2 separate regions of the Homo sapiens genome follow, and region 1 is linked to region 2. The links are chromatin loops, found by intact Hi-C in ENCODE. Cell type or tissue: Calu3. All regions are shown on one strand. Each heading gives the region's core, and the rest is flanking DNA. Links, peaks and the distances in the headings are about the cores only. Region 1 has its middle 18 kb from the start of HRAT17. Region 2 has its middle 210 kb from the start of PPP1R3A.

What was found. A loop is a pair of places that touch in the nucleus more often than their neighbours do. Peaks named below come from ENCODE experiments on the same cell type or tissue, not always from the same donor. Only the 100,000 strongest peaks of a DNase experiment are listed, where the experiment ranks them.
Region 1: a loop joins it to region 2, with 14 times the contacts of the local background. A loop is called at or near these places in 5 of 110 quality-filtered maps.

The regions. Positions count from the first base shown.
Region 1 is chr7:113,005,705-113,022,099 of GRCh38, forward strand. No RefSeq gene overlaps it. Among named protein-coding and RNA genes, the nearest start is that of HRAT17, 18 kb to the left of the region's middle. In Calu3, for the core only: no CTCF peak of the experiment used is centred there; no DNase peak of the experiment used is centred there.
Region 2 is chr7:113,701,471-113,717,865 of GRCh38, forward strand. No RefSeq gene overlaps it. Among named protein-coding and RNA genes, the nearest start is that of PPP1R3A, 210 kb to the right of the region's middle. In Calu3, for the core only: a CTCF peak has its summit at 9,038 (motif pointing left); a DNase peak (open chromatin) is centred at 9,001.

The DNA of each region.
Region 1 (16,395 bases), core at 5,551-13,550, 700 kb before region 2:
CTCTGGTGTGGTTGTGTGCCAGCAGGGAACAGCAGAGTGACTATTCACATTAGTAAAGACAAGGAATCAACCTAAATGACCATCAATGGCAGAATTGATAAAGAAAATATGGTATATGGACACCACAGGATACTACGCAGCCATAAAAAGAATGAGATCATGTCCTTTGCAGAAGCATGGATGGAGTTGGAGGCCATTATCCTAAACAAACACAAGAACAGAAAATCAAACACCACATGTTCTCATTTATAAGCGGGAACTAAACATTGAGTACATATGGACACAAAGAAGGGAACAGCAGACACCAGGGCCTACTTGAGGGTGAAGGGTGGGAGGAGGGTGAGGATCAAAAAACCACCTGCAGGGTACTATGCATGTTACCTGGGTGTTGAAACAATCTGTACACAAAACCTCCGCGACACAATTTACCTATATGACAAACCTGCACAGGTCCCTCTGAATTTAAAATTTTATTTTAAGTTCTGGGATACATGTGCAGGATATGTGGGTTTGTTATATAGGTAAACATGTGCCATGTGGTTTGCTGTACCTATCAGCCCATCATTCAGGTTGTAAGCCCAGCAAGTATTAGCTATTTTTCCTGATGCTCTCCCTTCCCCCACTCTCCACCCCTGACAGGCCCCTGTGTGTGTTGTTCCCCTCCCTGTGTCCATGTGTTCTCGTTGTTCAACTCCCACTTATAAGTGAGAATATGCAGTGTTTGGTTTTCTGTTCCTGCATTAGTTTGCTAAGGATGGTGGCCTCCAGCTCCATCCATGTCCCTGTGAAGGATATGATCTCGTTCCTTTTTATGGCTGCATAGTATTTCATGGTGTATATGTACCACCTTTTCTTTATCCAGGCTATCATTGATGGGCATTTGCGTTGGTTCCATGTCTTTGCTATTGTGAACAGTGCTTCAATAAACATATGTCTGCATGTATCTTTATAACGGCATGATTTATATTCCTTTGGGTATATACCCAGAAATGGGATTTCTGGGTCAAATGGTATTTCTGGTTCTAGGTCTTTGAGAAATTTTGACACTCCTTCCACAACGGTTGAACTACTTTACGTTCCCACCAACAGTGTCAAAGCATTCCTATTTCTCCACAGCCTCGCCAGCATCTGTTGTTTCTTGATTTTTTAATAATCACCATTCTGACTGGTATGAGATGGCATCTTACTGTGGCTTTGATTTGCGTTTCTCTAAAGATCAGCTTATTATCATATGTTTGTTGGCTGCATAAATGTCTTTTTTTTTTTGAGAGGTGTCTGTTCATATCCTTTGCCCACTCTTTAATGAGGTTGTTTTTTTCTTGTGTATTTGTTTAAGTTCATTGTGGATTCTGGATATTAGACCTTTGTCAGATGGATAGATTCCAAAAACTTTCTCCTATTCTATAGGTTGTCTTTTCACTCTGATGATAGTTTCTTTTGCTGTGCAGAAGCTCTTTAGTTTAATTAGATACCATTTGTTAATTTTGGCTTTTGTTGCAATTGCTTTTGACGTTTTCATCATGAAATCTTTGTTTGTGCCTAAGTCTTGAATGGTCTTGCCTAGATTTTCTTCTAGGGCTTCCATAGTGTTGGGTTTTACATTTAAGTCTTTAATCCATTTTGAGTTAATTTTTGTATAAGATATAAGGAAGGGGTACAGTTTCAATTTTCTGCATATGGCTAGCCAGTTCTCCAGCACCATTTATTAAATGGGGAATCCTTTCCCCATTGCTTGTTGTTGTCAGGTTTCTTGAATTGTAGATGTGCAGTCTTATTTCTGAGCTCTCTATTCTGTTCCATCGGTCTGTATGTCTATTTTTGTACCAGTACCATGCTGTTTTGGTTACAGTAGCCTTGTAGTATAGTTTGAAGTTGGGTAGCCTGATACCTCCCACTTTGTTCTTTTTGCTTAGGTTTGTCTTGGCTAATAAGGGCTCTGTTTTGTTTCCATACGAGTTTTAAACTAGTTTTTTCTAATTCTGTGAAGAATATCGATGGTAATATAATGGGAATAGCACTGAATCTATAAATTACTTTGAACAGTATGGCCATTTTCACAATACTGATTCTTCCTATCCATGAGCATGGAATGTTTTTCTATTTGTTTGTGTCCTCTATGATTTCCTTGAGTAGTAGTTTGTAGCTCTCTTTGAAGAGTTCCTTTACTTCCCTTGTTAGATGTATTCCTAGGTATTTTATTCTCTTTGTAGCAATTGTTAATAGGAATTCATTTGTGATTTGGCTCTCTGCTTGTCTGTTGTTGGTGTTTATGAATGCTTGTGATTTTTGCACATTGATTTTGTATCCTGAGACTTTGTTGAAGTTGCTTATCAGCTTAAAAAGCTTTTCTTGGGCTGAGACGATGGGGTTTTCTAGATATAGGATCATGTCATCTGCAAACAGAGACAGTTTGAATTCCTCTATTCCTGTTTGAATACCCTTTATTTCTTTCTCTTGCCTGATTGCGCTTGCCAGAACTTCCAATACCATGTTGAATGGGAGTGGTGAGAAAGGGCATCCTTGTCTTGTGCTGGTTCTCAGGGGGAATGCTTCCAATTTTTGCCCATTCAGTGTGATATTGGCTGTGGGTTTGTCATAAATGGCTCATATTATTTTGAGGTATGTTCCATCAATACCTAGTTTATTGAGAGTCTTTAATATGAAGGGATGTTGAATTTTATTGAAGGCATTTTCTGCATTTATTGAGACAATCATGTGTTTTTTGTCCCTACTTCTTTTTATGTGATAAATTACATTTATTGATTTGTGTATGTTGAACCAGCCTTGCATCACAGGAATGAAGCTGACTTGATCATGATGGATAAGCTTTATGATATGCTGCTGGATTCAGTTCACCAATATTTTATTGAGGATTTTTACATAGTTGTTCACCAGGGATATTGGCCTGAAGCTTTCTTTTTTTGTTGTATCTCTGCCAGGTTTTGGTATCAGGATGATACTGGCCTCATAAAATGAGTCAGGGAGGAGTTCTTCCTTTTCAATTGTTTGAATAGTCTCGAAGAAGTGGTACCAGCTCCTCTTTGTATCTCTGGTAGAATTCAGCTATAAATCCGTCTGGTCCTGGGCTTTTTTTTTTTTTTTTGCTTGGTAGGCTATTTATTACTACCTCAATTTCAGAACTCATTATTGGTCAGATTGGCACTGCACTGATGGCTGTTGCCCCTCCTCCCCGGAGCTCAGTCATCTCAGGCAGCAGGTGGCGGCAGTGATGGCAGCCGCCCCTTCCTCCAGGATCTTGGTAGTCTTAGGCAGTCTGCAGCCAAGTGGCTACTGAGAATCTGCACAGCTCTGTTCTTGGGACCCAAGGCCCTGGTGGCATGGGCTCACGAGGGGATAACCTGATCCACAGATTGCACAGATCCATGGAAAAAGCATGGTTTCCTGGGAGGGATAGCACAATCATTCACCACCTCCCTTGGTTTGGGGAGGAGCTCCCCTTGCCCCACGTGGCTCCTGGGCTTTACCTCACTTTCCATGGGTCATGCCAACCACCTAGTCAGTCAAAATAGGAGAACCTGGATTCCTCAGCTGAAAGTGCAGAATTCATTCACTGTTTTCATTCTTCTTGGTGGGAACCTCTGATCACAGCTATTTCTAGTCTGCCATCTTGGCTTCTCCAAAATTTTTCTAAAAAGAAAGAAACAGCAGAGTGTGTAAGAGGCAAAGAATTTGCCTCAATGCCCAGGTGTAGTGTGGGGGAGGGAAAAGATTTTCATGCCTATCTTCCTAGCTGTGTGGAAACAGAGGGACAGGTTGGAGCCCTCACTTTCCCAGTCTCCTGGTAAGAAGAAATCCCAAAAGAACTATCTTCATATTTGTGTAATTTTTCAATCCTTTTAAATACTTTACCCTCTTGTACTATAATTGAGAAGTAGCCCTCCTCTTTCTTGAGAGTAGAATGTAATGCCTATATTCTAACAAATTTTTAGGAGAGGGGATGAAGTAGGAATAAGGACTTTAACTTCCTTAGTAGGGAGGAAAAACAGTTGGGCAGATAAGTTCATGAAAAAGAGAGGACAGATATTGAAGAAGGTAGAATATGAGTTGAGAGTGATTGGGTAATGTCAGGTAGATTGTGGGGAGTCTGGAAATTATGATGAAAAGATTTGACTTTTTAATTTTAATTAATTTATTCTATGCAAGACAGAGTACAGGAAAGGGAGAAATTATTGATGATAATTCCTATGTGGAATACATTTGAGAGGTGTTTTGAAGACAGGCAAGGCAAGAGGGCTTGGTGAATATATATGTAGAGCAATGGAGTGGAGGAATAAAAAATAATTCTGTCATTGAATATATGTAAAAGATGTAAAGCACCCCTGGTAATGTCCTTTTGCTGATTTTTTTGGCCAGTGGACTATCAATTTTGGCTAGGTCCAGAAATGGTTAACTTTGGGAAGCTGACTATATTACTGTGAAGTTACTTTATACTGTTAGATAATTTACTTATATTGGTTGAAAAGCACAGAGTGCTATTTCTTCTCATTCTTTCTTAATTTCTTTTCTTAACTTGTACACAGAAGCCCAGGAATACATTCCAATTCTCCCCTCAAGTTTGTCAATAAGAATATCTGCACAGAGCCATGGTCAGGCAAAGGACACTTGCATTACTGGCTGACATCTTGGTTTTAATCTGAGCAGGAGACAAAGCAAGCCAAGTAGCTTCCCTCTAAATTCATATTTATATATTGGATTGCACTTCTTTGATGGCAAAAACAAGACAAAACACAACAAATACAGACACAAAAACAAAAAAAGACAGTGCTAGGGGAAAGAGTGATGATAATGGCTCAAGAGGTAATGGGGCAGCCCTGGTCCCTCTTACTTCAGCTGCATTGGCAGGCATCCAAAAAGACAAAGTGACATTGAGAAGCAGAAACAGAATCCCAGATGAAAGACAGATCATGTCCTTAGCACTATGGCCCAACTATAATGCTCTTGTCCCTGACCAATCTATATTAGCATCACTTTTTCTTGGAAGAAAGGTTAAACAATTCACAATGTAAAATGTCTACCTTACTAAATGAAGTTTGTAACAACTAAAAAATCCTTAAACATACACATTTGTGGCCATGCATATATTCCATTAACTCTCAAAAAATTAACATGTTCACAAAACAAACAGAGAAATGAGGCAGACCAAGTAACTTATATTAAGTGACCAATCAAAACTGTTAACACAGATGTGCACACAGACATCATCAATCAAGATGTGCACACAGACATCACAGTCAATCAATAAAAAGTGAATTAATAAAAAATCAATTATTACCTCTTAGCTCAGAAACAATTATGCACATATTGACTTAACTATAGAATTATAGGCAAGTTGAATGAAAGGAGAGATCTCTGATATTCCACTGTTGCAGTTAGATGTGCTTTGTTAATGTATTAAAACACCACACTCTTAAACAACAGATTAGCTTCATATGTGTATGAAACTACACTTGGCAAATCACTTGGGAAGTTGATTCAAGAATGCCATTCTTCACTTTTGTGGGCTTACTCTGACCTGAACCTCACACATTTACCTAATCTAAAGTAGTTGCTCTGAAAGGTTCAGACAAAAATCAGGCAGAAGTCTCAATTTTCTTCATTTTTTTAGTGAAAAATTTATTTATTGACAAATAAATTTTGCCTATATTTTTCATGTAAATTGTGTTTGGAAAACTAAATATCCACATGCAGAAGAATGAAATTAGAACCTTATCTCACACTGAATACAAAAATCAACTCAAAATAGATTAAAGACTTAAATGTAAGACCTGAAAATACAAAACTAATAGAAGAAAACATAGTGGAAAGACCCCATGACGTTGGTATGGACAATGACTTTATGTTTATGACCTCCAAAAACACAGACAACAAAAGCAGAAATAGACAAATGAGATTACCTGAAACTAAGTATCTTTTGTACAGCAAAGGAAGCAATCGACAGAATGAAGAGACACTATACAGAATGGGAGGAAATATTTATAAACTGTACATCTGGTAAGGGGTTAATGTACTAAATATATAAGGAGCTCACAAACAACTCAATAGCAAGAACACAAGTAACCTGATTTAAAAAATAGGCAAGGCCGGGTGCGGTGTCTCACGCCTGTGATCCCAGCACTTTGGGAGGCTGAGGCGGGTGGATCACAAGGTCAGGAGTTGAAGATCAGCCTGGCCAATATGGTGAAACCCCGTCTCTACTAAAAATATAAAAATTAGCCAGGTGTGGTGGCGGGCGCCAGTAGTCCCAGCTACTCAGGAGGCTGAGGCAGGAGAATCGCTTGAACTTGGGAGGCAGAGGTTGCAGTGAGCCGAGAGCATGCCACTGCACTCCAGCCTGGGAGACAGAGTGAGACTACATCTCAAAAAACAAACAAACAAAAAAGGGCAAAGGACCTGAAAAGATATTTTTCAGATGAAGACATGCAAATGGGCAACTGGTAAGTGAGAAAATGTTCAATGTCACAGAGAAATACAACTTTAAGCTGCAAGGAGATGTCACCTCACACCTGTTAAAATGACTATTATCAAAAAGATTTAAAAAATAAGTGCTGGTGAAGATGTGGAGAAAAGAAAGCACTTGTACACTGCTGGTGGGAATGTAAATTAGTGCAGCCATTAAGGAAACTATGGACGTTCCTCAAAAAATTAAAAATAGAACTACCATATGATTTAGCAATCCCACTTCTGGGTATAATTCCAAAGGAAACGAAATCAGTAAGTTGAAGACATATCTGCACTCTCATGTTTATTGCAGCACTATTTACAATAGCCAAGATATGGAATCATCAACCTAAGTGTTCATCAATGGAAGAATGAATAAAGTGTGGTGTATATACACATGGAATACTATTCAGCTGTAAAAAAATAAGGATATCCTGCCTTTTGTTACAACATGGGTGAACATGGAGGACATGATGCAAAGTGAAATAAGCCAACCAGAGAAAGACTAACAGTGAATAGTCTCACTCATATATGGAATTAAAAGAGTTGCTCTCATAGAAGTACAGAGTAGAATGACGGTTACCAAAGGCTTTTGTGGTTGGGAGATAAAAGTGTTGGAGATATCGGTCAAAGGATACAAAATTTTATTTACACAGGAAGAATAAATTCAAGGTATCTGTTAGAAAACATGGTGACTGATACGGTTTAGCTCTGTGTCCCCACACAAATCTCATTTTGTAGCTCCCATAATTCCCACATGTTGTGGGAGTGACCTGGTGGGAGATGATTGAATCATGGGGTTGGGTCTTTCCTGTGCTGTTCTCATGATAGTGAACAGGCCTCATGAGATCTGATGGTTTTAAAAATGGGAGTTTCCCTGCATAAGCTCTCTCTTTGCCTGCTGCCATCCATGTAAGATGTGACTTGCTCCTCCTTGCCTTCCACCACCATTGCTAGGCCTCCTCAGCCATGTGGAGCTGTAAGTCCAATAAACCTCTCTCTTTTGTAAATTGCCCAGTCTCAGGTATGTCTTTATCAGCAGCATGAAAAAGAACTAATTCAGTGGCTATTGTTAATAATACATTGTATTCTTGAAAAATGCTAAGAGAGTAACTGTATTGTGTTCTCATCATGAAAATGATGAACTCTCTGAGGTAATCCATATGTTAATTAGCTGAATTTAGTCATTCCACAATGTAAATATATTTCAAAACATATTGTACACAAAAAATACATACAACTTTATCTGTCTATTTTAAAAAAATAAATGAGTAAGCTTTTTGCCCCTTTCTTTGCTCATATATTGTTTTGCTTGATGGTGTCCTATAAATCTTGTAGGCTTTCCTCTCTCTTCTTTCATTCTTTTTGCCTCAATCTGGGCAATTTCAAATGCCAAGTCTTCAAGTTCACTGATTCTTTCTTTTGTCTGACCGAGCCTGCTGTTGAAACTCTCCATGGAATGTGTCAGTTTAGTCACTGTGTTCTTCAGCTTCAGAATTTCTGTTTTGTTCTTTTTATGGCTTCTATCTCTGATGAACTTATTTCATGTATTGTTCATGTATTGTTTTCCTGATTTCATTTAGCTTTGAACTGTTTTCTTGCAGCCTTCTGAGCTTCTTTACAATTATTTTGAGTTTTGAGTTTTTTGTTAGGCAGTTCACAGATCTACATTTCTTTAGGGCCAGCTACTGATGCTTTAATTTATTCCCTTGGTGGCATCATGTTTCCCTGATTACTCATGATCCTTTTGGCCATATGTTGGTGACTGCATATTTGAACAAGTAGAGACCTATTTCAATCTTTGTAGACTGGCTTTGGCAGGTAAAGCCCTTCACTAGTCATCTTATCCAGAGGTTCTGGGAAAGACTGTCTGGCAGAGTCTATGGGTTGGGTCCATGGGCAGCAGGTTTATGCTGCTAGGGTTTTGGGCAGGCTAATCTGATACAGATCAGCTGATCCAGGTGGATGGACCTGGAGCTTGGGTCCACAGGAGCTGGCCTGGTGCCTGGGTCTGTGGGGTCAGGCCTGGAGCTTGTCTACTGGGGTGTGCTTGGAGCCTTTTACTAGGGCAGGTCTGGCTCCTGGGTCCATAGCAGCTAACCTGGTTCTGGGGTCCACTGGGGTAGTCATGTCCCCTGGGCCCATGGGGTGGGCCTGAAGCTTGTGTCCACAGGAGCTGTCTGAAGCCTGGATCCCTGAAGATATGGAGGCTGACATGGCACAGGGGTGGTTCTTGAACCCTGAGTCCATGGGGGCTGGCCTGGTGGTGGGGTGAGCTTGGAAGGTCTCAATTTCCTAACTCTTTTTTCTAATTCCCTTTGCTTCAATTTGTTAATTAAAGTAATAACTATAATAATAGTGAGTGTTTTACTAAATGTTAGACACAGTGATGGGCCTTTAAAAACATTGTCTTGTTTAATCATTATAATAAGTTCATAAAGTAGGCATTATCCAATTTTATGGATATGAAAATCATATCTCACAAAAGTTAGATAATCTGACTTAGGTTACCCATTCACCAGGTGGCAGAGGTAAAATTCAAATTTATCTCTGATTGACTTTTATTTGTCTGAAACTCTGAGGATATTTTTTGATGCAGACACTTAGGTTTTCTTAGACTAAGTTTATATGTGACTATGAATTAACTATAGTTAGAGGGTTTGAGATTTGATTTTGGGAAGTCATTAACTATAGTTAGAGGGTTTGAGATTTGATTTTGAGAAGTCATTAACTATAGTTAGAGGGTTTGAGGTTTGATTTTGGGAAGTCATTTTCTTTAATTAATTGTTTTAGTATTGGTTTCATTGTTAAAAGGATGCATAAACTATTTGACACAATTTTCCAGGATGATTTTTGACAGAAATTTAGTCTACCTCCATACTGACTGAATTGGGCATTTTTGACAGCTTCCAATGGTCACATCAGATATTGAGAGCATTAATATAGAGAAGACAACAGGAAGGAAAGAATCACTGGCTTTATATGAAAGGAAATGTACACATGCATATTCCTTGAAAAAGATTAACATTCCATGCTACATTTGCCACCAGAGGGAGTCATATGAATACCATAACATATTGTCAAAGGAAAAGAATAATTATTAACTATTTTCTTCCAGTTTCATTGATATTTTAAGTAGCATTCAGAATCTGGTAGAACTGGTGCGACTATGGGAAAGAACTTAAACATCTCCTTTAATTAATTAATTGATTACATTGATCGTAGTGTTGGGTGAAAAACAGAAGAAACATGTTGCTTAAATTAGTAACACAGGGTGAAAGAAACAACCTAATATACACATTCCAGATTTTGGCAAATGAGCTTAATGTTATGATGAAACTAAAAAATCAAGCTGTGATTTCATTTGTTTTAAAAATAACAATCTACTATTATCAAAACATTGCTTTAAAAATCCTGGAATCAACAAGTTCATTCATGTTTCATTAAGCATATTTTATTTTACTGTTATATTGCCTGTATCAGGATGACTGAAATTGTTATTGTCAGTAAATAAAATAAAATAACAAAGGCTATTTTATGCACCTGTGCTCTCTGAAACCCAGGCCAAGATTTTCTCAATTGGCATACTAGGGGAAAATGTGAATTATTTAGTAGCTGGTAGGTTTGTACTCCAGTTTGCTTTATACCTAGTTTTAGAACTGATTAGTTAATAGCATTTACAGAAAACTTCTATATACATAGCACTAAATTGTCCATTAAAATCGAGATTCAGTAACAGTTAGAAAATGAGTTCTGAAGTGATATTTATGCTTTTATATAGTGGTTTTCAAAATGTGATCACTGGATCAGACCCACCATGATTACCTGGGAACTTATTCAAAATACGAATTCGTGAGTCTCAGTCCAGACCTACTAATTCAGAAAGATCAGAGGTGGAGCCCAGCAGTCTGTGTTTTGACAAGTGATTCTAATTCACACTTTAAGTTTGAGAACCACTGATAATCTCTTGAAAGTAAGTCCAGCAACTTAAGAGAGTTGGAACATGTACTTTCTATATTTTATTACAGCAGTTATTTTCTTATGGGTAAATTTTTTAAAATGTATTATTTAATTTAAAAATTTAAATGAATGATCATGGAAAAGAATGCTTAAAAAGAATAACTTTTTGTAATATCGAATAGACATACAATAATTGAATTTATAAATAATAAACACATGTGTTTGAGAGGCAAGAGTAAACAATATTTACTTATTGTTAAATGAGAGAATTTGTTTTTTCCCCCTCTCGACAAGTATTGCTGCATCCAGAGATAACAATTTACTGATTTTTACATTTACAATTTTGAGATTATATAATTGTTTAAGAACTTTAAAAGAAGATGCTTTAAAAAAGCAAACTTTACAAGGTTAAAGTGAGATTTGCCTAGGAAACTAGAAACAAGGTTAGTATTATGAGATGACTTGATACTTTATGTGCTTTTGTATTGTCTGAATTTTTACAAGATGTATTCATTACAGTGGAAAGTATACTTCTATTAAATAAAGTGTTTTAAAATTATATTTTAAAGTCTAGTTGCAAGCAAGTAACTTGAATGTGACATAAAATAAACCTGCTTTTTTTTAACTTTGGCTGGCCCAATAAGTACTGAATTGCTGATATGATTATTTTGTAACATGTAGGTTATTTCAGATACAGCTAGTCAAGTACAGTGCAATCAAATTATGAGTAGATGGCCCAGTCGATTTTTTGATTGACCTACATGCATGCCATTGATTTCACTGATTATTTAGAATGACCGTAGACATTGATGGATAATTTTGTTACAGTATATTAGGTATAAGATACAAAATAGTAAGCACCCACAGAAAATATAACTGTAAACATTTAGTTGAAGCCCTTCCAATTAGATTGCCACATCAAACTAAAAACACCAATTATTTGCGTTTCCTTAGATACAAAGAATAATGTCAAGATATTCCTTCCCCTGTTTGCAAAAAAAAGTAAGGTTACATACACATTTGTTGAGGATGGGATTGAGAGGTGACAGCGTGCTGGCAGTCCTCACAGCCCTCGCTCGTTCTCGGCGCCTCCTCTGCCTGGGCTCCCACTTTGGCGGCACTTGAGGAGCCCTTCAGCCCACCGCTGCACTGTGGGAGCCCCTTTCTGAGCTGGCCAAGGCCGGAGCCGGCTCCCTCAGCTTGCAGGGACGTGTGGAGGGAGAGGCGCCAGCGGGAACCAGGGCTGCACGCGCGGCGTTTGCGGGCCAGCTGGAGTTCCGGGTGGGCGTGGGCTTGGCGGGCTCCGCACTCGGAGCAGCCGGCAGGCCCTATCGGCCCCGGGCAATGAGGGGCTTAGCACCCGGGCCAGCGGCTGCAGAGGGTGTACTGGGTCCCCCAGCAGTGCCAGCCCACCAGGGCTGCACTCGATTTCTCTCTGGACCTTAGCTGCCTTCCCGTGGGGCAGGGCTCGGGACCTGCAGCCCCCCATGCCTGAGCCTCCCACCCACTCCGTGGGCTCCTGTGCGGCCGGAGCCTCCCGGATGAGCGCCACCCCCTGCTCCATGGCGCCCAGTCCCATCGACCACCCAAGGGCTGAGGAGTGCGGGGGCACGGTGGCGCGGGACTGGCAGGCAGCTCCACCTGCAGCCCCGGTGCGGGATCCACTGGGTGAAGCCAGCTGGGCTCCTGAGTCTGGTGGTGACCTGGAGAACCTTTATGTCTAGCTCAGGGATTGTAAATACACCAATTGGCACTCTGTATCTAGCTCAAGGTTTGTAAACACACCAATCAGCACCCTGTGTCTAGCTCAGGGTTTGTGACTGCACCAATCAACATTCTGTATCTAGGTACTCTGGTGGGGCCTTGGAGAACCTTTATGTCTAGCTCAGGGATTGTAGATACACCAATAGGCACTCTGTATCTAGCTCAAGGTTTGTAAACACACCAATCAGCACCCTGTGTCTAGCTCAGGGTTTGTGAATGCACCAATGGACACTCTGTATCTAGCTACTCTGGTGGGGACTTAGAGAACCTTTGTGTCAACACTCTGTATCTAGCCAATCTAGTGGGGAAGGTGGAGAACCTTTGTGTCCAGTTCAGGGATTGTAAATGCACCAATCAGTGCCCTGTCAAAACAGACCACTCGGCTCTACCAATCAGCAGGATGTGGGTGGGGCCAGATAAGAGAATAAAAGCAGGCTGCCCGAGCCAGCAGTGGCAACCTGCTGGGGTCCCCTTCCACACTGTGGAAGGTTTGTTCTTTTGCTCTTTGCAGTAAATCTTGCTACTGCTCACTCTTTGGGTCCACACTGCTTTTATGAGCTGTAACACTCACTGCGAAGGTCTGCAGCTTCACTCCTGAGCCAGCGAGACCACGAACCCACCAAAAGGAAGAAACTCCGAACACATCCGAACATCAGAAAGAACAAACTCCAGACACGCCGCCTTTAAGAACTGTAACACTCACCGCGAGGGTCCACAGCTTCATTCTTGAAGTCAGTGAGACCAAGAACCCAGCAATTCCGGACACAGGATGAGTGGGTGAATGCCTGAACTTACCTGATCCTTCTGTAGGAAGCAATGACAACTTTTGGTTTTTATTCTTGGTTTTTTTTTTTTTTTTTTTGAGATGGAGTCTCGCTCTTGTCACCCAGGCTGGAGTGCAGTGGTGTAATCCCGGCTCACCGTAACCTCCACCTCCCAGGTTCAAGCAATTCTCCTGCCTCAGCCTCTTGAGTAACTGGGACTACAGGTGTGCACCACTATGCCCGGCTAATTTTGTAGATGTTGGCCAGGCTGGCCTTGAACTCCTGACCTCAGGTGATCCGCCCACCTCGGCCTCCCAAAGTGCTGGGATTACAGGCGTGAGCCACTGCGCCCAGCTATTCCTGTTCTTAAAATGGCCAAATTCACATAAGAGAAAACAAAGTATTGGGCTGGCAATTATCCATCTATAGTCAAACTTCTGAAATCTTAGTAGGTGAGTAATGAGGTCACAATAAACAATAAACTTTCTACAATTAAACTTCTCTGGGCTCAAAATTAGAAGCTCCTGATTAGTCTTTTAAGAGTATGCTCATGATTGTGTGTGGTCACCAGTTGGAGGTTATGTGAAGCACATGTTGTTAGGGCAACATAGTTCCCAGTGAAAAGCCCTGGACTTGCTCTGTAGAATTTAACCTAAACACTTTTCTGGGTGTGTTAACTTTAAGGAAGCTTAAAAATAACACACAGATTGTAAACTCCGAGTTTCATACAATGATGTTCCAAAAAAAGAATGTGCAGGAAAGTTTAGTAAATGATTATACACATGTAAATTATCATTATTCATATGAGCTCTGATTGTTTTCTATGAGTTTCAAAAACATTGCATTTATATTGATTCCTTTTTTTACTTTTGTTTTAGGTTCAGTACATGTGCAAGTTTGTTAGATAGGTAAATTGCATGCCATGGAGGTTTGGTGTACAGATTGTTTCATCACCCGGTTAATAAGCATAGTAGTACCCAATAGGTAGTTTTTTGATCCTCACCCTCCTCACAGCCTCTACCCTCAAGTAGGCCTTAATGTCTGTTGTTCCCTTCTTTATGTCTATATGTACTCAATATTTAGCTCCCACTTATAAATGAGAACACACAGTATTTGGTTTTCTGTTCCTGTGTTAGTTCATTTAGGATAATAGCCTTCACCTCCATCCTTGTTTCTGCAAAGGACATGATCTCATTTTTTTTTAAAGCTGCATAGTATTCCATGGTGTATATAAAATATACACCACATTTTCTTTATCAGTTCTACCATTGATAAGCATTTAGGTTGATTCCATGTCTTTGCTATTGTGAGTAGTGCGGCAGTGAACATCTGTGTGCATGTTTCTTTATGGTATAACAATTTATATTTCTTTGGGTATATATCCCATAATGGAATTGCTGGGTCAAATAATAATTATGTTTTAAGTTCTTTGAGAAATTACCACACTGCTTTTCACATGGCGGAATGTATTTACATTCCCACCTGCAGTGTGTAAGCATTCCCTTTTCTCCACAACCTCACCAGTATGTTATTTTTTTACTTTTTAGTAATAGCCATTCTGACTGGTGTGAGATGTATCTTATTGTGGTTTTGATTTGCATTTCTCTAATGATCAGTGATGTTGAACATTTTTTCATATGCTTGTTGGCTATATGTATGTCTTCTTTTGCAAAGTGTCTGTTCATGTCTTTTGCCCTCCTTTTAATAGGATTGTTTGTGTTTGGTTGTTAATTTGTTTAGGTTCCTTGTAGATGCTGGATATTAGACCTGTATCAAATGCATAGTTTGCAAATATTTTCTCTCATTCTTTAGATTGTCTGTTTACTCAGTTGATAGTTTCTTTTGCTGTGCAGAAGATCTTTAGTTTAATTAGCTCCCATTTGTTAATTTGTGTTTTTGTTGCAATTGCTTTTGGCATCTTCATCATGAAATCTTTGCCAGTCCTATGTCAAGAAAGGTATTTTCTAGGTTAACTTCTAGAGTTTTTACAGTTTTAGGTTTTACATTTAAGTCTTTTATCCATCTTGAGTTGATTTTTGTATGTGGTGTAAGGAAGGGGTCCAGTTGCAATCTTCTACATGTGGCTAGCCAGTTATCTCAGCACTATTTATTGAATAGGGAGCCCTTTCCCCATTGCTTGTTTTTGTCAACTTTGTTGAAGATCAGATGGTTGTAGGTGTGCAGCATTATTTCTGGGCTTTCTTTTCTGTTCCATTGGTCTATATGTCTGTTTTGTACCAATGCCATGCTGTTTTGGTCACTGTAGCCTTGCAGCAGAGTTTGAAGTCAGATAATGTGATGACTTCTTAAAGCACCCAACAAAAAGAGTTACAAAACTTCCTGTGAGTTACCTAAAGGAAGCAATATACCCTGGTGATGAAGAACCTGGGTTTTTAAGTCAGGTTTGATTTAGCATCTCTATCATGTATAAAATGTGTGGCATTGAATAAGTATAGTTTCATTTGTCCTCTGCTCCCATTGTTTTATTCATAAAATGGAAATGACAATAGCTAATTCTTTTTATTTACTTTTACCTTTTAAAATGTGTGTGGGTATATTGTAGGTGTATATATTTATGGGGTACATGAGATGTTTTGATACAGGCATGCAATGTGAAATAAGCACATATGGAGAATGGGATATCCATCCCCTCAAGCATTTATCCTTTGAGTTACAAACAATCCTATTACACTCTTTAAGTTACTTAAAAATATACAATTAAGTTGTTATTGTCTATAGTTACCCTATTGTGCTGTCAAATGGTAGGTCTTATTCATTCTTTCTAATTTTTTGGTACCTGTTAACCATCTCCACCTGCCCCCCACCCAACCCTCTACTACCCTTTTCAGCCTCTGGTAACCATCCTTCTGCTCTCTATGTCTATGAGTTCAATTGATTTGATTTTTAGATCCCATAAATAAGTGAGAACATGTAATGTTTGTCTTTCTGTGCCTGGCTTATTTCACTTAACATAATGATCTTCAGTTTCATCCATGTTGTTGCAAATGACTGGATCTCATTCTTTTTTATGGCTGAATAGTACTCCATTTTGTATAATACCACATTTTCTTTATCCATTCGTCTGTTGATGGACAGTTAGGTTGCTTCCAAATATTAGCCATTGTAAACAGTGTGGCAACAAACATAGCAGTGCAGATAATCTCTTTGATATACTGATTTTCTTTCTTTTTGGTATATACTCAGCAGTGGAATTCCTGGATCATATGGTAGCTCAATTTTTAGTTTTTTGAGGAACCCCCAAACTAACTATTCTCCATAGTGGTTATACTCATTTACATTCTCACTGGTAGCATACAAGGGTTCCCTTTGTCCACATCCTCAGCAGCATTTGTTATTTTCTGTCTTTTGGATATAAGCCATTTTAGTTGGGGTGAGATTATATTTCATTGTAATTTTGATTTGTGTTTCTCTGATGATCAATGATGTT
Region 2 (16,395 bases), core at 5,194-13,193:
AAGATTTTGGCTTTCTGTGTTTAATTTTTAAAATAACATTTAAAAGAAAATTTTGAGGTTGCCAAACCCCTTGCTTATCACATAGAATTGCTGACTTCTAAACAGTGCATGTATGGCTTCTCATTTGCTGAGTTCTTCACTATAATAGAAATGTTGCAAATATGATCACTACCACCCCCAAAATACATTTCCATCCTCACCCTTGAAGACTTTGAGATGCAAGTTTCACCTATCATTGCACTGGTATAATTTTAAGTTGCTCTCTGTATTACAAAAATTGTTTTAACTAGAATGAATAAACTTTGCCCCAATTCTGACTGCTGATCTCATTATTCAATTGCAGAGTTAGATTCACACATCTAACCCTTTACTTTCTTGGCTAAATATACTTAACCTTTATTAACTGTCATAAAGCATGGTTATTATGAAACATAAACGCAAGTGGATTGTACTGAAATGAACTTTGAGGAGTCCTGTGTAGGAGCTTATTGAATGTGTTTTTCAAAATCTAAGCAGCTGAAATGAGGTACACGATTTCAGGTCTCCATTTTTTTCACTAATTTCAAATACACTGCCATCAATAAGCATAGCAAAAGGCAGATCACAAGTGATACAATGTATTTTCTTAACCAAAATGGAACTCCACTGTTAACAATAAGGCAAATTATTTTGTCCTTTGAGAAAAAGTCAGGAGAGCAAATACTGTCATGTAAGAGTCTTTGAGGGGTAAAATCTGGTAATAAGTCTAACTGAAGCTCCACATCCTAAATGGGATTGATATATAAATATTTAAGGAGTGAATTTATTTAATTAATCTTAAGCAATCCACATCTCTCCAATCTTTACATTTGGGGCAACCTTGACTTTTGATCTATGTCTTTTAAAAGCTTCTGATAGAACTAGATATTATCAGCATAGAGAGCAGTTGTACATCCATTACTAGTAGGAATTATCTATCCCTTAAGCTAATGATCTTTAGCATCTTTGTTAATAGCCCTGAATAGGGAGTATAACCCACTAATGCATTTTTGTAGATTATCTAAAGGTAGGAGTTTCAGTGTATACCAGTTTAAACCAGAAAACTGTTCTAATTGACCTTGAAAGGTTAAAAGAATAAACAGGAAAAAAAAGTTTAAAAATATGAACCTCTGAAAACTAATAAAAAAATGAGGATTATTCATATAAATATGAAATTGACAACAACAACTTGGAAAAGCATATACAGAATATTATCCATAGCTGTTTTAGAACAAGACAGAAGTTTAAGTATAATGCTCATTTTAAAACTGGTGCTAATTTAAATTGTATCTATATGATTGTTTTTAACTTAGGAAAGCAATTACGTTTTTTATATAATTGAGAAGTTAAATCTTTTATCGGTTGAAATTGACTTAATCTAATAAACCTCAGGTTATTTTTATTCCTGATTTTTTAATTCCTAGAAACCAAGCCAGGCAATGGATGGTCTCTTCAACAAACGGCACTGGGAAAACTAAATATCTACATGTAAAAGAATAAAGTTGGGTCTTTACCTTATACCACATACAAAAATTACTCAAAATGAATCAAAGACCTAAATGTTAAGAGTAAAGGCTACCAAACGCTTAGAAAAAAACATAGGAGGAAGCTTCATAACATTGGATTTAGCAGATTTCTTGAATATGATATCAAAAGCATAGGTAACAAAGGAAAAACTATATTATTTGGACTTGTCAAAATTAAAAACTATTGTGAATCAAAGGGCATTTTCAATGAGCAAAAATGCAACCCACAGAATAGGAAAAGATATTTGCAAATCTTACCTCTGATAAAAAATTAATATTCAGAATATATAAAGAACTACTACAACTCAAAATGAAGAAAACAACCTGATTTTAAAATGGCCAAAGAACTTGAATAGACATTTCTCCAAAAAGATAAACAAATGACCAGTAAGCCCAGGAAAGATGCCAAATATCACTAATCATTAGGGAAATGAAAATCAGAACCACAATGAGATAACACTTCACACCCACTAGAATGGTGATTAAAAACAAACAAACAACAACAACAACAAAAAAAACACCAAAACCAGAAAATATCAAGTATTGACAAGGATGTGCAGAAATTGAAACTCTTATGCACTGTTGGTTGGGATTTAAAATGGTGTAGCTTCTGTGGAAAACAGTATGGAGGTTTCTCAAAAAATTAAATATAGAATTAACACGTGATCCAGTAAATCTACTTTTGAGTTCACCTTCAAAATAATTGAAAGCAGAGACTCAAGAAGCAGATATTTGTGCCATGTTCATAGCAGCTTTATTCACAATAGGAAAAAAAGGCAGGAACAACCAAAATGTTCATCAACTGATGATTCAATAAACACAATGCAATATATTCCTACTGTGATGGTTAATTCTTTTTTTTTTAACCATCGACATAATCACTTTATTAGATTATATAGCAATTAAGGGCTTTTTCATAGTTACTAAAGAGCACTGTCAATTACATATAAAATATTTTAAGGGTTATGATATCACATAAAGATTTTATCAATTTTTTTGTTTTTATTTTTATTACTTTATTTTATTTTTATTTTTATTATACCTTAAGTTCTAGGGTACATGTGCACAACGTGCAGGTTTGTTACATATGTATGCATGTGCCGTGTTGGTTTGCTGCACCCATTAACTTGTCATTTACATTAGGTATTTCTCCTAATGCTATCCCTCACCCATCCCTCATCCCCCAAACCCACAAAAGGTCCCGGTGTGTGATGGTCCCTGCCCTGTGTCCAAGTGTTGTCATTGTTCAGTTTCCACCTATGAGTGAGAACATGCGGTGTTTGGTTTTCTGTCCTTGCAATAGTTTGCTCAGAATGATGGTTTCCAGCTTCATCCATGTCCCTACAAAGGACATGAAATCATCCTTTTTTATGGCTGCATAGTATTCCATGGTGTATATGTGCCACATTTTCTTAATCCAGTCTATCATTGATGGACATTTGGGTTGGTTCCAAGCCTTTGCTATTGTGAATAGTGCTGCAATAAACATACTTGTGCATGTCTTTATAGCAGCATGATTTATAATCCTTTGGGTATATACCCAGTAATGGGATGGCTGGGTCAAATGGTATTTCCAGTTCTAGATCCTTGAGGAATCACCACACTGTCTTCCACAATGGTTGAACTAGTTTACACTCCCACCATCAGTGTAAAAGCGTTCCTATTTCTCCACATCCTCTCCAGCACCTCTTTCCTGACTTTTTAATGATCGCCATTCTAACTGGTGTGAGATGATATCTCATTGTGGTTTTGATTTGCATTTCTCTGATGACCAGTGATGATGAGCATTTTTTTATGTGTCTGTTGGCTGCATAAATGTCTTCTTTTGAAAAGTGTCTGTTCATATCCTTTGCCCACTTGTTGATGGGGTTGTTTGATTTTTTCTTGTAAATTTGTTTAAGTTCTTTGTAGACCACTTTTGACGGGTGATGGTTAATTCTATGTGTCAACTTGGAGAATGTTTGGGGATGAAATTAACATTTAAATTGGTAAACTCTGAGTTGGCAGATTGCCTTCCATAATGGGGGTTTGTCTTATCCAACCAGCTGATGTCCTGAATAAAACAAAAAGAATGACCTTCTGGAGCAAGAGGCAGTTCTCCAGCAGACTACTTTCGGAGTTCATGCATACCATCAGCTCCCCTGTCTCTCCACCTGCTGGCCTTGGGGTGGAAACGACACCATTAGCTCTTGGGTTTCAAGCATGCTAGTCCACACTGCAGATTTTGGACTTTCCAGCCTCCATAATCATGTGAGCCAATTCCTTATAATAAATCTCTTAATATGGAAATTAGTTCTGTTTCTCTGGAGAACCCTAATACACCTACAATGGAATGTAACTCAACATTAAAAAGGAATGAAGCACTGATACATGATAAAATATGAATGAACCTCAAAGACTTTATGCTAACTGAAATAAGCCAGAAACAAAGGACAAATATTTTAAGATTCTATTTATGTGAGGTACTAGGAATAGTCAGATTTATAGAGACATAAAGTAGAATAGTGTTTTTAGTCTACAAAGGCTGGGGAGAGAGGGAAATTGCAAGTTATTACTTAATGTGTACAGAGTTTCAGTTTGGGATGATGAAAAAGTTCTGGTGATGAATGGTGGAATTGATTGCACAATAATGTGAATGTACTTAATGCTCTTGTACTGTACACTTCAAAAAATGTTTAAACTGGTATAGTCAATTTTATGTTATATATATTAAAAAGCAATCAATATTATATTTCATTGACTTGCAAATACATCTAAAGCCATTTGTATGGAATCACAGAATTTAGATTTGGAAGAGATCTTAGCAGCTCTATCACTGAATCGCTTGTTTTATACCTAAATACCTGTTCTTCTTTCCCAAATAAACTTAGTCTCTGCTAGAATAACACTAAGATGGAAGGTCCTCCCTTCCTGTGGGAACTTGTTCCTTCATTCAAAGGACTCTTTCAAATGGTCAGATGGTGCTTCCTCAAATCTAAGCCAAATCTACCTCCCCATATCTTCCCCTATGTTATATATATTTGCAGCCCCCAAGGCCAATCCCTGAGCAAGATCAATATAGCATCCAAGTGTACACCTTCTGGAATGAAAATAGCTATCGGATTCACAATGTCTTGTTTTCCTCAGTCTATAAATCCCTCATTATTTTTCAATTGTTTGTCATATGCCCAAGTTCTTACACAGGTCTTGCACTGCAGGCTCCTCATTTCCTCTCTGACCTCCTGCCTTCCTACCCTTCCATTCACCCACTCTGACCGAACCACACTGGCCCCCTTGTTCATCATGGAATACACTGGGCATGCTCCTGATTTTACCTTGGCCATGCCCTCTGACTAGAATACTCTTACCCCAGATATTTACACTGTTCCCACCCTTACCTTCTTGACTCTTTGCTCAAATGTCCCTTTTCAATGAATCCCATTTTGGCCTCCCTGTGGTAAATGATAATCTTCCCCTACTCACTCTGAATGCCCTGGCCTTCCTACTCTATCTGTTTCCATAGCTCTTATTGCTTACTAGCATCTATAGAATTATAGGGCAACTATATAATTAACTTATTTGAGTTAACCTATCACTGTATCCCATCATCAAATATAAGCTCACAAGGGCAGGGAATTTTGTCTATTTATCCACGGATGTGTCAAAGGTGCCTACATAGTGCCTGGCCATGATATACTTATTATCCATCATATTTTTACATATTTAATAAATATATGTGGGAAGAAAGAACAGCTATTTTTAGACTAGTTAAGAGTGTAGGCTTGGGGCATCCAGATGCCTACATTTAAATCCTGCCTCCATTACTTATGAGCTAGTGACATCGAGCAAATTATTTGAACTTTGATTTTCAATTTGCACTTCTCTAAAGTTTACATATTTTTAAAAGTATTATTATTTTTCTTTTCACAATGCTGGATATTTTTCTTTGGAATTCTTCCTGGTAGACAAGCTGCAGAGTATTGATCCACATATGCCAGTAATATGCCGCCCACCCCACACCCCACACAGTGATTTTACAGAATGCTTGTTCTGTGAGATACTACTAGATGTGGCACCCAGAGAAAGTCATGTGGTCAAACACAAATGCTGGAAGGAACCAAGTCAAATGACTTTTTGTTTTTTAACCCTGCAGGACTTCTCAAAACTTTTAATATGTTAATGTGCAATATAATCATCCTCAAGGTGGAGAATATAACACACAGTGTTTTCTAAAAATAATCTTAGAAATCTATTTTTCTGCTCATGGAGCATATCAGAGGAGTAGTGCCCTGAGAAATGTACTTTGGAAACTTCCTTCACCACCACCAAGGATAATCATGGGCAGGAGAGACATGGAAAGCTATGGCTGAGCACCATCAGCTTTTCTGCTCATCCAGTCTTTGCTCGTTTCCCAATTCTAATGTGATATGTGTCAAAATCTTTGTTCTTGTTCCATTTAAATTTAGCTGTAAAAATTCTCAAGATCTCAGTTGCTATGGCTAGTGTCCTATACTTTACTTTCAGAGTTTCTTTATACTAACTTTCTTTCTGTTCTGTGTGCTCTGATTGCCCAGGATTTCACACATTTATAATACTGCAATGTTCAGTCTTGCTGGCATGAATCTTATTTCAAACATCAGTCAGCTGCTGCATTTACCTTTGGTGACTCATGACATTCTCTTTCTCATCCCCTTCCCTGCCTCCCTGCATTCATTCTAACACTGGCACCCTAATCACAAAGCACCCCATCACCTCTGGACCACTCAGTGGGCACCTGAAGTGTAAACCTCTGAGGTCTTTTCAGTCACCTCTAGAGAAGGGAAGGAGTGAAGTTACAGCCTGCATAGTCTGTAAGAAAAGTCAGAACAGGCCAGGCACGGTGCCTCATGCTTACAATCCCAGCACTTTGGGAGGCTGAGGCAGGCAGATCACTTGCAGTCAGGAGTTCAAGACCAGCCTGGCCAACATGGTGAAATCATGTCTCTACTAAAACACAAAAATTAGCTGGGCATGGTGGTGAGTGCCTGTAGTCCAGCTACTCGGGAGGCTGAGGCAGGAGGAGAATCACTTGAACCTAGGAGGCGGAGGTTGCTGCGAGCCGAGATCGCCCCGCTGCACTCCAGCCTGGGTGACGGAGGCAAGACTCCATCTCAAAAAAAAAAAAAAAAAAAAAAAAAAAAGTCAGACCTGCAACTGAGTAGGAGCCAAAGAGAATAGGCTGTGGCTACACAATGCTCCCAAAGGCTCTAATCAAGGAAGCCTAAGAGGGCAGGAAGAAGCTGATGTCCACCAACTGCACTCTGCAGATATGCAGCTGGGATACACGGCAGGTACAGGAAACTGAAGTGTCTGAACATGGCCAGGCTGGTACTAGCAAAGGAAATTGTTCTAGTGTTCATAAGCTTTAGTATTTAAAATGAGTTAAATGTCAATGACTTTTAATTTTATATAACTTCTGACCATTGTCTACAATAAGATACTTGTATTAATATGAATCAAACGCTGAAAGACTCATTTTGCTGCAATATTGCATTCATTAATATAGATTTTAACTATCTCTTCTCTGAAATCATTGTCATTGTGTTTTCTGCTCATTGAACATCCCCATCCTTATATCATATCCCCAGGGTTGCCAGAGTTAGCAAATAAAAATACAGGATACCCAGTTAAATTTAAATTTCTGATAACCAATGAATAGACTTTAGTTGCAAGGGACATATTTAATTATATAAATTACCTTGAATTTAAGATAAGTAAAACATAATTTTTAGTATAAAAGTATGTCCCACGCAACTAAAGTATATTCTTGATTTTATCTGGCAACTTTACACACCTCCCAATTTTGACTACTGACTTTATCTGGGACCTTCAAATAGCAAACTGTGGCCACAAAAGTGGACTTTCTCAAACCCCAGTAAGCCTATCTCCTTTGGAACCCCCTATCTCCCACTAATCCAGACCATCAGCATCTATGTCTTAAGGTATGCCAGCCAGTACACTTTTGATAGTGTTTGCACTTGGAAACAAATACTATACTCTACTTGAGATGTGACCTGAGCCAAACATAATAGGACTAACACCTTCCTCATTGCAGACACTATTTCTGTTAAGGGGCCTAAAGGTAATGTCAGCCTATTGGTCAGCTTCATCACACAGGTAGCTAACATTGATGTTCACCTAATTAATATTCTTAAGTCTTTTTTCATACGTTCAGCTGAATGATATTTTATCCTAGTTTTCTTCTCAAAACTTACTTAATTCTGGCTTTAAATGTCTTAACTCTATTTCAAAAGCCCATAGCAACAATTTTTACTTGTCCTTTTTTTTAAAGTAGTTATTTAATCACAGGTTTAATAGGTATATACAAGATCAAACCTGTTGGAATGAATATATGATAGAGGAGTTGGATCAAATTTGTATAATCATGATAATCCATTTGGGAAGTGTATTTGTACTTTTAATTTCTGAACTTCTAAGAGAATACGTGAATAGCCCCATTGGCATTGCTAGTTATCCCCTTCATTATTTCGAATCAGGCTTTTTTGAGATTGTTTTGTCAGAATTTCATGTTATCTCTGAATTTTTTTCTCAGAATTTCAAAAATGTAATTCTTTAATGTATATGTCAATCTGTGCCCATGTTTTAGGTACTTTACACATTATCTCTTTGGATTCTCACATAACCATGGGAGGCAAGTTACACTTTTTCTAATTCACAGGTGAAGGAACAGAGGTTCAATGAAATGAAGTGACTTGTCCAGGTCAAGACATGCAGCAAAAGTCAAAGTGCTAGAAATGGAAGAGGCAAAGACAGACATTTGCAGACTAGATGATTGGATGAAATCCTAGCATCTGAAACAGCAGTGGGGGCACACCTCTGGAGAAAAAGGAAAGCCCTGGGGCCTTCCAAGGGACCACAAGGACAAAATGTTGATCTCACAGCAGCAGCTGCCTAACTGCCCAATGAACTCATCTTCAGGCAGACTTTGAATAGGTCTTTGCCTCTAGGAGATAAAATAGAAGATTATACAGGCCAAGTACGAATGAGACTAACCTGGGATGTGGTTGCCAAATATCTGGAATACGTAAAACACAAAAGAGTTTTTATAAAACAGTAAATAAAACAAATTTTAAAAGGAAATATAAATTTCTTCCGATGTCTGAGAAAGTTTAATTTGTTTATATGCTGTCTCAAATGGTATTATAGAATTGTAGCATTGGAAAAGGATCTTAGAAATCACTATATTGGCATCATTGTTAATAGTTTATCTCTAAGTAGATAATAATTAATTTTAATTCATGACAGAGTCTACCCCCCATTATCAACAATTACCTTTCTATCTATACAGTGTCTCTCTCTCTCTCTCTCTATCCATCTTCCATTATCCACAATTACCTTTCTATCTATCTATTTATTCAGTAATTTTCCTTCTTAAGGCTACTTGACAGGTCTGCGACGTTTGCTCTTTGCAAAAAGGCAACATGCCATCTAGTGGTCATAAACTGAATTGCAACCAGGAGTCCCTCAGAAAGCATGCACTTACTTAAGGTGAATGGAACTTGTAGGATTTGCATAATAGCTTACTGGGTCAACTAGGCACTAATCCAAATGTCTCAGACACATAGAATATCTGTCATTTAGTCAAAATCCTCTATGTGGCCTTTTCCTTTTTATTTTTTAGTTACGCCTTTTTTTAAATCAGTTTGGTTTTCCAAACCAGAGGGTAAGCCCTGGGCTGACAAAGTATCCAAATGCATCACGCTGTCCTAGAATAACTATCTACCCAAGTACTAATATTAAAATATTTAGTAACAGAATGACATTCCCTAAGATACTGTCCAGACAGCTTCCTGAGAATCTGTCATAGTCTCCAGAAGTTGGTGGCTTGATAAGTTCTGTTAGTAGTTCTCTTCCAGTGAATATAAATTTAGTTACTTAAGATGACTCAAGGGGCTAGTCATAAGGTGATTATCATCTGCCTTAAAGTTGACTTTATTTGAAATTAACATAGCAACACTAGTTTCCTTTTCTTTAGTATTTTTCAGTGTATGTTTCATCATCACTTTACTTTCAGCCTTTCTGTGTTTTAATGCTTAGATGCTGTCAGGAAACAAAGCTAGAACAAAAATAAATTTAATCTTAAAATCTATATTTTATTAATTCGGTTACATTTTTGTGATTATTAGCATGTATTTGGACATCTGTCATCTTTTTTTTACGATTTTACATCCTTTCTTGCTTAACTTTCTGCTTGTTTTGTAATTTCCCTTTTATTCTTCTACTAGCTTAGAAATTATGTATTTTATTTTCATTTTCTTTAGCAGTTGTCCTTTTATTTTTAACATCCATTCTTGACATAACAAAGTAGAACATTCAATAATATCTCTGTCCTTTCAAAAACATTAGAACAATTTATTTTTTAACATACTCCCCTCTTTAAGGGTAGCTGTCCAGTATTTTAGATACTACTTGCTTTGGAAGTCCTCAAAACCAGATACTTTTTGCAATCAAAGCTTACTGAGTTTTATTAAAATGTTTAAAATTTCTTTAGGGAAAATCACTTTGTGCATCATCATTTTTTTTCATCAGAATCCTCTTTTGTAGATACTTAAATGTATCAGTTAATTTTTCTTTCAGTAAAATCCACAAACTGAAAAGCTCTCAGATATTGTCTGAAAAATATGCCTTTATTTTGCCTTTATTCTTCATCAATCATTTAGCTGGGTATAAAAGTCCATTTGTTCAATCATTTCTCCTGAGTCCTTTGAAAGTATTTTTCCACTACCTGTGGTAGCTCTTGATGGTAAAAAACAGTTTTTATTCTGCTTACCTTTCCTTAGTAGATGATGTGTCTTTTCTTTTGAAACCTTTAAATGTTTTCTTTTTATTTTTATGTTCTGCAGTTTCATAATAACCCACTCATTGTGGAATTAATTGCATTTTCTTGCTCTGAATTTGTGTGCCACTTAAATCAAAAATTTTATTTTTTTCCCTTACATTTGGACAGACTTTCAGGCAATATTTCTGTAAATATTGCTTCACTGCTAGTCTCTACCTCTCCTTCTGGAACACCTTCCAAATAAACATGAGACTTTCTCACTCTATCTTTGGCATCTCTTAATATGCACTCATTGTGATGGTTAATTTTATGTGACAACTTGGCTATGCTAAAGTGCCCAGTTGTATTGGTCAACAACAAGTTTAGATTTTGAAGTATTTTTTAAAGATATGATTAGTATTTAAATCAGTAGACTTTGAATAAAGCAGATTATCTTTCACAATATCATGGGCCTCACTTAATCAGTTAAAGGCCTTAAGAGAAGAGATTAAGATCTTCAGAGAGGGAAGAAATTCTGCCTCTAGACTACCTTCCAACTTAAGACTGCAACATGACTCTTCCCTGGGTCTCTAGCCTGCTGGCCTGCCCAGAAGATTTGAGACTGTCAGCTTCCACAATAGCATAAGCCAATTCCTTAAAATAAATCTGTTTCCTTCCCTCTTCTCTCTGTATCTTTCTGTCTCTCCCTCACATGTTTGGACTTATTTCTATCACTTTGTTTTGTTTACTATTTTCCCTCCTTTCTTTGCTTAATTATCTGCATATCTATCTATCTATCTGCATATACACACACAGAGGCATATTTATAGATATATCTATATCTATATAGCTAGATATAGATAGAGGCATAAATCTATCTGTATCTATATATACTATATATCTATATATATACTATATATCTATATATCTATATATACTATATATCTATATATCTATATATATACTATATATCTATATATCTATACTATATATCTATATATATACTATATATCTATATATCTATACTATATATCTATATATATACTATATATCTATATATCTATACTATATATCTATATATATATATATACTATATCTATCTATCGAGAGAGAGAGAGAGAGAGATCATATTGCTTCTGTTTCTCTGGAGGATCCTGGCTAATAAAATCATATTTTCAATTCCATCTCTCTATGCTGCCTTTGACATATACTGAGTGATTTCTTCATCTTCAACATCTTGCTTACTAATACCATTTCAGCAGTTCCTAATCTGTTTAACTCTTCCATTAAATTATTTTTTTCTTTAATTAACATTTACATTTTGTTTGGTCTTTTTTTCTAGTTTCCCTGTGTGTGACCATAGCATTCTATCATACATTAACATTTTCATTCCTGCTTATCTGTCTTTAAAAATTATTTTGAAAAGCTTATTTTATAATATTTTAGATTGTCTATCATATCCATATTTGGCTAAATGTCTACCATGGTAGTTTGATTCTTCATGGGAGTCAGGTTATTTTTCTGTGGAAGATTTGTTATTCTTAAGTTGTAAAAATGTCTGTTCCAGACTGGCTTCTCCTGAAGCCTTGGAAGTTTCTATGATTCTCGTCCTTGAGCCTTCCTTGAGAACTGGCTCGCTGTACTGTCTTCATCTCTCACCATGCCTCATCTGGATCAGCCACTATCCAGATCATCTTCATTCGAGTGAGATTTTATAGAGCATTTCTTATTTGATATCACTTATCTGGGTTTGTAATTATATATTTATTAGTATGGTTATTAGACAAAAATCTATCACTTCCTCATCCTCAATAGACCCTTAATTCCACAAGTAGAGAAAATATTTATATTTTTATTTACCCACTTGACATAGTGCCAGACATATAGTAGTCATTAAATTAAATATCAATTCATTGAATGAATGAGCAGTAAGCACATTCTTTTCTGCTAATTACCAGAGTTCTTCCTGAATACATTTCATTCAGATACTGAATGGATCAAACTTTTTGAAACTATTATTTTTTGTCCTATCCCTGCTATTGTTGGTGCTTCTATGGCTGAAACATTCAAATGCCTGAAAGAGCCATATACTCATATATTACTAATTAAGGAATTTCTGAGTTTTTGAACTTTTGAATTTAGAGTCATGTAAAATCACCAAAAGCTATCTTCTATATGTCCACAAAACATACAAGTATCTCCAATAGAACTGCAAATTCTCCCGCACATGAGGAAGTGTTTGATCAGGGCAAATATCAAGAAGTGATCACAAACAAGAATGAGATTCCTAACTCACGGTTTCAGAAAGATCAATCATTATCTAAGGTTGGAAGCCTGCAGCATAGTACCGTCTTAATGCTCAGGTGGGATGTTTGATTCCAAAAAGCTTTTGAGTTTTAGAAAGGAAGTGTGATAAGGGTTTAGCTTAAAGCAGATTGTTACCATTTTTTATTATATAACATTACAGTAATGTTATATACAGGGAGCTCTCACTTCCTGTATGCTTCTTCTGGAATACCTCCTGAAGGATCTGCCTCAGGCTGTTCTACACTTAACTTTTTGTACTCCAAGAAGGAGTACACTCTAAAATAATGATTAAAAAGTGTAATACAGTAAATACATAAATCAGTAGCATAGTTGTTTATTATCATTATCAAGTATTATATACTATACACAATTGTATGTGCTAGACTTTATCAACTGGCAGCACCAGCATCACCACACACCCGTGAGTAACACATTGTCCTATGATGTTTGGACATCTATAAAGTCACTGGGCAATAGGATATTTGCAGCTCCATTGCAAACTTATGGAACCTCTGTGGACTATGCAGTTTGTCATTGGCTGAAACGTTGTTCTGCAGCACATGACTCTGTGTGTGTGTGTGTGTGTGTGTTTCTGTGTGAATGTGTGTGTGTAATTCTGCTGGCCTTCATACTTATAGTCAAACTAGTTTTAAATAGCAGTATCCTTTTAGACTGCTTGGGGATCCCATCTGATTAACTGATGTCATTGCTGAATCGGTGGTTAAATAACTCAGTTGTTAACTATTTTAATTTGTATATATGTGCATGTACATGAGGTAAGATGAAAAGATAAATGGGTGGCAAAGCCACCTGTTGCATGGATGTATTTGGTTCAGTCAAACCATACGTAGCTTCACATAAGTAGTTTCTAAGCAATGAATGAATTTTAAAAAATATTCAGACCTTGACATTAAAAATAACCAGGTCTATAGACCTCTGTTATATTGTCTCCCTTAAAATAATGTTGAATTAATTTTAATTTTCTAACTGGCATGACTCATAGCTTAAATGTTTTAATTTATCATAAGGACAAAGCAAAAGTTTTAATCAGAAATATAATTTAATTATTGCAAATGTAATGGTTGGTCAATTACTAGTGGCCATTTTTTCTTTTTTTTTTTATTTTAGCCTCATAAATAGTCATCTGGCATTAAATATTTGTGATCTAGGCCAGTAACCTTTTTCAGTCTCGCAGGACCTTTTTTAATTAAACTATGTCTTTGTCCCATGTCTGTAATCCTCTCACTGACATTTTATATACAAGACACCTTGCTGAAAAAAGGTCAAGCAGTACAGTTATAAATGGAAAAGAGATTAAAAGAATTCTCAAGCCATGGTGTGATCTAAGAGCAAGTTAAATATGGAGCAGGTCTTAGTAGACATGCTCAGTAGACAAGGAGGAATCCTCTGGGTAGATTTTAATGATTGGGGCAGGAAAGCAAATGAAAATTATTTTCATGGCAAAAATAAAAAAAAGCACATTTTTCATAGGCCACAATAATTACTGTAAAAGCCCACCATAAGGTTTTAGTAGCCATAAAATGTTCAGGAAAACAATTGCAAAATACATTCACAGTGTTTGTATAATTCTTGCCTACAAAGACATTTTTGTTGCTCCAGTAAACCTGGCAAATGTCAGTCTAGTGTTAAGGTTAATTAACCCTAGAAGTAAAAAAAAAAAAAAAAAAAAGAGAAAGAAAGAAAAGTTGAAACATATATGTATCAATGAAGAATAAGAACAAAATTCAAAAACTGAGTAAAGAAGTGGGAGTAAGCAAATGCCACATTACTGAAAATTCTATTTTTACCTATATGTTGAATAGTAGTTATCGTGTTTGAAAGGTAAATACATTTACAGAAGTGAGTTACATTATTATCACCGGAACATTAAGCAGAAATTGAAAACGGATTTTCCCCCCTTAATATTCTCCAGCTGGCATGTTATGACTAAAACTTGCTGAATCCATGCCACACTGTGATGCATTTAATGGTGTACATGGGTACAACTAAACAATACATTACTTGTAGTGTCTGAAATAACCCAGCAAAGCATGGTACTCAAGTGCTGAAATACCACTGTCTGCTTCTCAAAGGTTGCTTAGTTATACCAAAGAGGCCAACCTTCTCTGAAAAGCCTTAACTGCTAATTTCTTTCTGTCACTTTTATATAGTCCAGTCATAAACGTGTACTCTTTTGTTCCTATGCCATCAGAATGGTGTTATTTAGATGTTAATGCAAGAGGCAAAGCAGTTGACACGGGAGCTTTAATCATAGGACTTGATTAGTGCTTTCAAGGTTCTTAGTGTTTTGTTTATAAACAGTATATTTGGTTCAGTCAAACGTCTCTTAATTTCTAAAAAAAGAAAAGAGGACAAAAAATACAATAAACTGAAACTAGAGCTTTAACTCTGACTTAAGCTAAACCTCTGCGGGTGTTTCCCAGGCTTTGGGTTTCTGGGTGGAATCTTTGTCGGTGCTAAATGGAAAGGTTACTGTCTGCATCCTTCAGCTATTATAAGACTGCTGGCAGGGACTGAACTCTCAGGATCCAGCAGACCATTCCCTGTCCAAAGTAACTGGATGCTGTGTTTCAGAAATGTGATAGTTGACAGGCTGACATTATGACGCTTGTAACCCAGCCTGTGTCCCAAGCTTCAAATCAGCTATCAATTCAAACAATAAGAACAGTTTCTAGACATAAAAACCTGGAGGTTGTTTTGCTTGTACATTTGCTTAGTGGAAAAACATTTTATCTTAGTAATGTGGGTTATGTTTCTAAAAATCAGGCAACTTAAACCAGCTCATTGAATTCACTTGGTTATTTTCAGCATGTTCTACTGGAATTCAGCTTTTTTTTTTCTTTTCAGATGATTTGTTCCTCTGGATATAATTATAGACCTTAACCAGTTGAAAAGACAGAACAATTCAGTTAATAAAATAGTTGCTTTTTCTGAATGAAAACTTCCAACCAATTTTCTGAACTGACAGAAATGACTATTTTGCCATTGGTCATGTTGAGCTATTGGTATGCAAACTATGTTAACTTTTGTCTGAAATAAGTCAAAATGAACCTAGGCAGTCAAGACAAATTGAGTATTTGATAAATGATTTTTTTTCAGTTTACTTTCTTAATAGCTTCACCTGTAAAATAGTCAGAAACAACTTAGTAGGAGGTAAATTATGAAAAATAATCTATTGAATTATATATTCTGTGCAAAGCACTTCTTCTCAATGCCTCATTATTACTGTTGTTATCATTGTTGGCAGGTTGAAGCTCAGGAAACTAAGATTTGAGAGAGGTTATATAATTTGCCTAAGGTCATAAAAATAGTAAGTTGGTTTATGTCCAAACTCATGTTTTCCCACTTACAATACTCTCCTCCATTTCATAAACTGTCTGCACTGTCATCAAGAATAATAATATTAAAATATAAATTTATGATTTATGAACTTTCCCATTTACATCATTTTACCTAGCTATAATAGACAAGGCTTTTAGTTTTATTTCATCCATAGACCAATAAAGTAAACAGTTGAGAATATCAAATATTGGCATATGTTAAAATTATATTCGAGGAGTTGTGTTTAAAAAGAAAAGCATGTATATTGTATTCTAATGCATGGGCTTATATATAGGAAATAGAATTTAAAAGTATAAATTTAGAATGTCTATGTAATGAGTTATCATTGAGAGTATTTCCTTCTGCTTCATAAAAAATGTAATTTTCCACAACTCTGAAGATATT